2 separate regions of the Homo sapiens genome follow, and region 2 is linked to region 1. A link is a loop called in an ENCODE intact Hi-C map of the cell type or tissue named here. Cell type or tissue: PC-9. All regions are shown on one strand. Each heading gives the region's core, and the rest is flanking DNA. Links, peaks and the distances in the headings are about the cores only.

The links. Hi-C counts contacts between places; a loop is a spot of excess contacts. Peaks named below come from ENCODE experiments on the same cell type or tissue, not always from the same donor. Only the 100,000 strongest peaks of a DNase experiment are listed, where the experiment ranks them.
Region 2: it touches region 1 in a loop (9-fold over the local background); 16 of 110 quality-filtered maps call a loop at or near these places.

Annotation. Positions count from the first base shown.
Region 1 is chr6:24,427,323-24,430,241 of GRCh38, reverse strand. GPLD1 (glycosylphosphatidylinositol specific phospholipase D1) reads left to right here. Exons shown (of 25, transcript NM_001503.4): 25 at 1,124-2,919. The coding sequence ends at 1,210. Among named protein-coding and RNA genes, the nearest start is that of MRS2, 26 kb to the right of the region's middle. In PC-9, for the core only: no CTCF peak of the experiment used is centred there; a DNase peak (open chromatin) is centred at 1,441; H3K27ac peaks cover 1,856 bases.
Region 2 is chr6:24,503,426-24,506,344 of GRCh38, reverse strand. It overlaps ALDH5A1 (aldehyde dehydrogenase 5 family member A1), which reads right to left. Exons shown (of 10, transcript NM_001080.3): 3 at 2,912-2,919; 4 at 1,360-1,476. Among named protein-coding and RNA genes, the nearest start is that of ALDH5A1, 9.9 kb to the right of the region's middle. In PC-9, for the core only: no CTCF peak of the experiment used is centred there; a DNase peak (open chromatin) is centred at 1,544; H3K4me3 peaks cover 1,461 bases; H3K27ac peaks cover 2,173 bases.

The DNA of each region.
Region 1 (2,919 bases), core at 205-2,704:
GAAGGCCAGGCAAATTTAGTAAATGAGTAATTCCATAAATTGGGAAAGAGAGGGAGAATAAAGTACCATTTGATGCTGTTTTCTTAAGTGTAGATTTTCCCTATTAATTGACACTGGGTATTAAGGGATAAGATAAGCACAGGGCTAAGCATAGTGTCTGACCCATGATACAACCTCCACAAATTTTAGCTATTATTATTATTTCTAGATTTCATCAGTAGTTTTCAAAATTAAATAAGAAACTGTCATATCCTGCTCTGACCAAAATACTGTCAGCCAGTTTGATCACCCGTACCTCATGTGCCAGCTTTGGTTCAGAATAACTTTTGTCAGTTTCCACAAATCAAATCCGACCTCGGAGTATGAAGATTTGCCACCACTGAAAATATTTAAAGACCAGGCATGGTGGCTCACATCTGTAATTTCAGCACTTTGGGAAGCCGAGGCGGGTGGATCACTTGAGGTCGGGAGTTCGAGACCAGCCTGGCCAACATGGTGAGAGCTCGTCTCTACTAAAAATACAAAAATTAGCCAGATGTGGTGGCACATGCCTGTAATCTCCGCTACTCGGGAGGCTGAGACATGAGAATCACTTGAAACTAGGAAGCAGAAGTTGCAGTGAGCTGAGATCACATCACTGCACTCCAGCCTGGGTGACAGGGCAAGACTCTGTTTCAAAAAAGAAGAAAATGTTTTAAAAACTTGCAGCAGGTTTTGAAGGCAATTCTGAAAGATGGGTCCTAAAATGTTTTAAGCAGCAGGGTAGGTGGGAGGTACGCTAAACACATTGACAAAGCCAGCTTCTAGGGGAAGTCCTTACTATTCAAGATATGTTTTCCACATTGTACCAGAACTAAGCATGCACTGCCCTACTTCTCCTTTATGATTTATGTGCCAGAATAGGGATTGGGGTGAGCATCCTTAGCTGCGGTTTTCAGAACTTATAGATGTGAGAAAGCGGTCTGTAAACAAAGGGAAAGTGGCATTTGAGTTCAAGCCAGGGGATCTGGCCAGTGTCTTATTCATCTTTATATTTCTAGAGCATAGCATGATGCCTGGACTACCATAGGAACTCAATAGATGTTATGAATGAGCCATGAATTCTGTCTTGTGTCCCTTACAGAACCAAGTCGTCATTGCTGCTGGAAGGAGTTCTTTGGGAGCCCGACTCTCCGGGGCACTTCACGTCTATAGCCTTGGCTCAGATTGAAGATTTCACTGCATTTCCCCACTCTGCCCACCTCTCTCATGCTGAATCACATCCATGGTGAGCATTTTGATGGACAAAGTGGCACATCCAGTGGAGCGGTGGTAGATCCTGATAGACATGGGGCTCCTGGGAGTAGAGAGACACACTAACAGCCACACCCTCTGGAAATCTGATACAGTAAATATATGACTGCACCAGAAATATGTGAAATAGCAGACATTCTGCTTACTCATGTCTCCTTCCACAGTTTACTTCCTCGCTCCCTTTGCATCTAAACCTTTCTTCTTTCCCAACTTATTGCCTGTAGTCAGACCTGCTGTACAACCTATTTCCTCTTCCTCTTGAATGTCTTTCCAATGGCTGGAAAGGTCCCTCTGTGGTTATCTGTTAGAACAGTCTCTGTACACAATTCCTCCTAAAAACATCCTTTTTTAAAAAAAGAATTGTTCAGCCATAAAGAAAGAACAAGATCATGCCCTTTGCAGGGACATGGATGGAGCTGGAGGCCATTATCCTTCATAAACTATTGCAGGAACAGAAAACCAAACACTCCATATTCTCACTTGTAAGTGGGAGCTAAATGAGAACACGTGGACACATAGAGGGAAACAACACACACTGGGGCCTATGAGAGGGCGGAAGGTGGGAGGAGGGAGAGATCAGGAAAAATAACTAATGGATACTTAGGGTGATGAAATAATCTGTGTAACAAACCCCCATGACACACCTTTATGTATGTAACAAACCAGCACTTCCTGCGCATGTACCCCTGAACTTAAAAGTTAAAAAAAAGTTGAACTTAAAAATAACAGATTGGCCCATGCCAATCAAAGTATAATAGAAAGCATAGTATACAGAAAAAAAAAAAAAAAAGAAACTGAGGGAGGAAAAATAGTACAGAGTAAAGCATGGGGGTGAGGGATAACCTCACATTCCAAATCACTTGTGACTTAGTCCTTTTTAACTTTTATTTTAGGTTCAGTGGTACATGTGAAGGTTTTATCTTTTCTGTTCCTCCCACCTTCCCCACTCAAGTAGACCCCAGTGTGTGTTGTTTTGTGTTCATAAGTTCTTTTAACTTAGCACCCACTTGTGAGAACATGCTATACTTGGTATTTGGTTTTCTGTTCCTGGTCGTGTGTTAGTTTGCTAAGGATGATAGTCCTTTTTTTTTTTTTTTTTTTTTGAGACGGAGTCTTGCTCTGTTGCCCAGGCTGGAGTGCAGTGATGTGATCTCAGCTCACTGCAACCTCCGCCTCCCAGGTTCAAGTGATTCTCCTGTCTCAGCCTCCCAGGCAGCTGGGACTACAGGTGCACAATACTACGCCCGGCTAATTTTTGTATTTTTAGTAGAGACAGGGTTTCACCATGTTGGCCAGGCTGGTCTCGAACTCCTGATCTCAGGTGATCCACCCACCTTGACCTCCCAAAGTGCTGGGATTACATGTGTGAGCCACAGGACCTGGCCGATAATCCTTTCTTAATGAGGATTAATACCTTTTCAATGTTTATATAGTGAAGGACAAATATAAAAACCAAGACTATCACCCTTCTGTGCCCTCCAATACTTTTGTAGAGTTGGCTGTTCTAACACCTAAAGAGCCTAGCGACACTGCTAGTTTTAAGCCATCTCATGAGGGACCTTTGTCGCATTAGGTTACAACTTGTGCCAAAAGAACTAGAGGGAAAAGATGTGGCCTGAGCCACAC
Region 2 (2,919 bases), core at 420-2,919, 76 kb before region 1:
GAGGCAGAGGTTGCAGTGAGCCAAGATTGCGACCCTGCACTCCAGCCTGGGTGACAGAGCGAGACTGTCTCAAAAAAAAAAAAAAAAAAAAAAAAAAAAAAGGAACCAGGAAAGAAGGAGGTGCAGATATAATATAAAATAAATTAAGTAAAAACTCTATAGGACTGAATTTGAATTCGAAGTTTCTATAGGAATTTCTGCAGCATTTTATTGTGTGTGTACACATGTGTACACATATATGTATATCTCCTAGCCCTGCCCACTGAAAAGGCCTACAAATAGTGATAGGGTAGGTAGTTTTAGGTGTTCTGGGGGAAAAAGCAAAGCAGAGGAGGGGATCAGGAGGATCAGAGTGTGAGGTTGTGATTTTTTTTTTTGAGACTGAGTCTCACTCTGTTGCCCAGGCTGGAGTTCAGTGACACCATCTCGGCTCACTGCAATCTCCGCCCCCAGGGTTCAAGCGATTCTCCTGCCTCAGCCTCTTGAGTAGCTGGGATTACATGCACATGCCACCACGCCCAGCTAATTTTGTATTTTTAGTAGAGACAGGGTTTCAGCATGTTGGTCAGGCTGGTCTCGAACTCCTGACCTCAAGTGATTTGCCCACCTTGGCCTCCCATAGTTCTGAGATTACAAGTGTGAGCCACCACGCCCAGCCAAATTGTGATTTTTAGACAGGGTGGCCATGGAAGGCCTCCCTGGGAGAGAGGAATTTGAGTGAAGACGTGAAGAAGCAAGTTATAGGGGTATCTGGGGGAGACTGCTCCAGACAGAGGGAAAGTATAAAGTTTGAGTGGAGGGCAAGGCTGGCGGGGTCTGGAAAGCGGCAGGGGCCAGAGTGGTCCAAGCAGATGAATGAAGAGTGAGGGGTTCCAGTGTGATGGACGAAGTCAGAGACATACTGGGGGGGTGGGAAGTGACATAGGACCTTGAAAGCCACTAAGGAATCTGGACTTTACTCTGAGTGAGTGACACAAGAGGCCACTTGAGGTTTTCAAACAAAAGAATAAGATCTAATGGAATGCAGATTGAACTGGGAATGGGAATGGGAAATAAGAAGTTTCCTAAATGTGAGAAACACCCATGTTTAAGTGCCTAGTTTATGAAGATGATGGATAGATACCATTTTACAGTAGGCTGAAAACATATGGCCTGCAGATGTCAGAAGATCCCTCATCCATTTTTTTCCCAAAAGAGCTACAGCTGACTTAAAGTAATCACCAGTAGATTAATACACAACACCATGCATCAGGAGGCGTAAGCAAAGAAGTAGGCTCCAAAATTGCTTCTTTCTGTCCCAGATAAACATCAATTTTTGAACTTTGTCTGCTTTGTACAAACACAGGGAGAGCGGCTCACCTCAGCCAGGGCCAGGGCGGAGAAGGGCGTGTCTTCGGCAGGCTTCACCACGACAGTACAGCCGGCTGCCAGGGCGGCCCCCACCTTCCGGGTGATCATGGCACTGGGGAAATTCCACTGGGGTTAGAAGAGCAGAGGAAGTATGTGAGAGGAAGGACCACCTCCTTAGTGCAAAGGAAGGCATGTTGGGAAGTCAGTGAACAAATTTCATTGCACAACTGATTGACAAACCCGTTTGGCTGCACAGGTGAGCTCTCAGAACACCTGACCCCCCCGCCAACTTGAGGGACTCTGAGATAAAGGCTCTTGAAGACAGGAAATATTTTTAGAATTTAACACAGTAAAAAATTAGTTAGACCAGGGGTCAGCCAACTTTTTCTGTGAAGGGCCAGATCGTAAATTTTTTAGGCTTTGTAGAATGTATGGTTTCTATGGCAATTACTCAACTCTGCAGCTGTATTGTGAAAACAGCCACAGATAGTAGGTGTATGAATGGGTGTGGCTGTGTCCCAATAAAACTTTATTTACAAACATAGGCAGTGGGCTGGATTTGGCCTGAGGCCCATGGGAGTAAGTATTAGCAATGGTTTTGAAAATGGCAGATGATTTATTATTCCTTCCACATACATATTTATAAATGCCTATACATATACCTATAATAACAGTATTTTATTTTATTTTGAAAAACTCTATTATATAGTACTTACTCTGTATCAGGTATTTTTCTAAGTACTTCAAAATTAAAATTAATTAAATCCTTATCACAACCCAATGAGGTTGATATTAACCTCATTTGCAAGTTCAAGAAAACGGAGACAGTGCAGTTAAGTAATTTGGCCAAGGTTGCACATTTAGTAAATAGTGACCTTCAAGTCAAACCTAGCCAGTCTAGGCAATCAGGGGGATTCTGTCTGTAACTATGCTGAGCAGGAAAAACACAGACGTCTCGAGACCAGCTGACAGATACAGGAGAGAGGTTAATATGGGACCTAGTAGAAGGCAGGACCCAGAAGGAAAGCTGGGCGTTCCACAAATATACTGCAGCCCCATCCAGGCAGATGTGATACCTTATTTCTTAGCCTTTTTACCTCTAGAACCTGGCCCAGTGCCTGCTAGTGGGTCCACAAATGCTTTGTTATTGATGATAACCATCAATTAAGCATAACACTTTTTTCCAAACTATGGCAAGTTTAAAAATGTATCATATCTTAAGTCTTTTTAAAAATGATAAATACTGGAAGATCTTTTCAGAGGTGCTAGGCAATGCCAGGAAGAAGCCTCCATGCCAAGTCAGAAGAGCCCCTGGGTCCTCCTGCGGCTCATCCCACTTTTGCAGGCATTAGAAATGCATCATTCCACTCACTGCCACCACACCTAACATCATCACAGAGGACTAGGAAACACACTTCCACATCCAGCAAAAGCATCAGGAAACCAGGAACAGGTGACAAAACTAACAGGATGAGCACACCTGCTCACGAGGAAGAATGAATTGTTTCCCAACTCCCTATCCAATCTCCCACCCTAGGATCTTGCTGATCCTGTCACCTACCGGGGTGA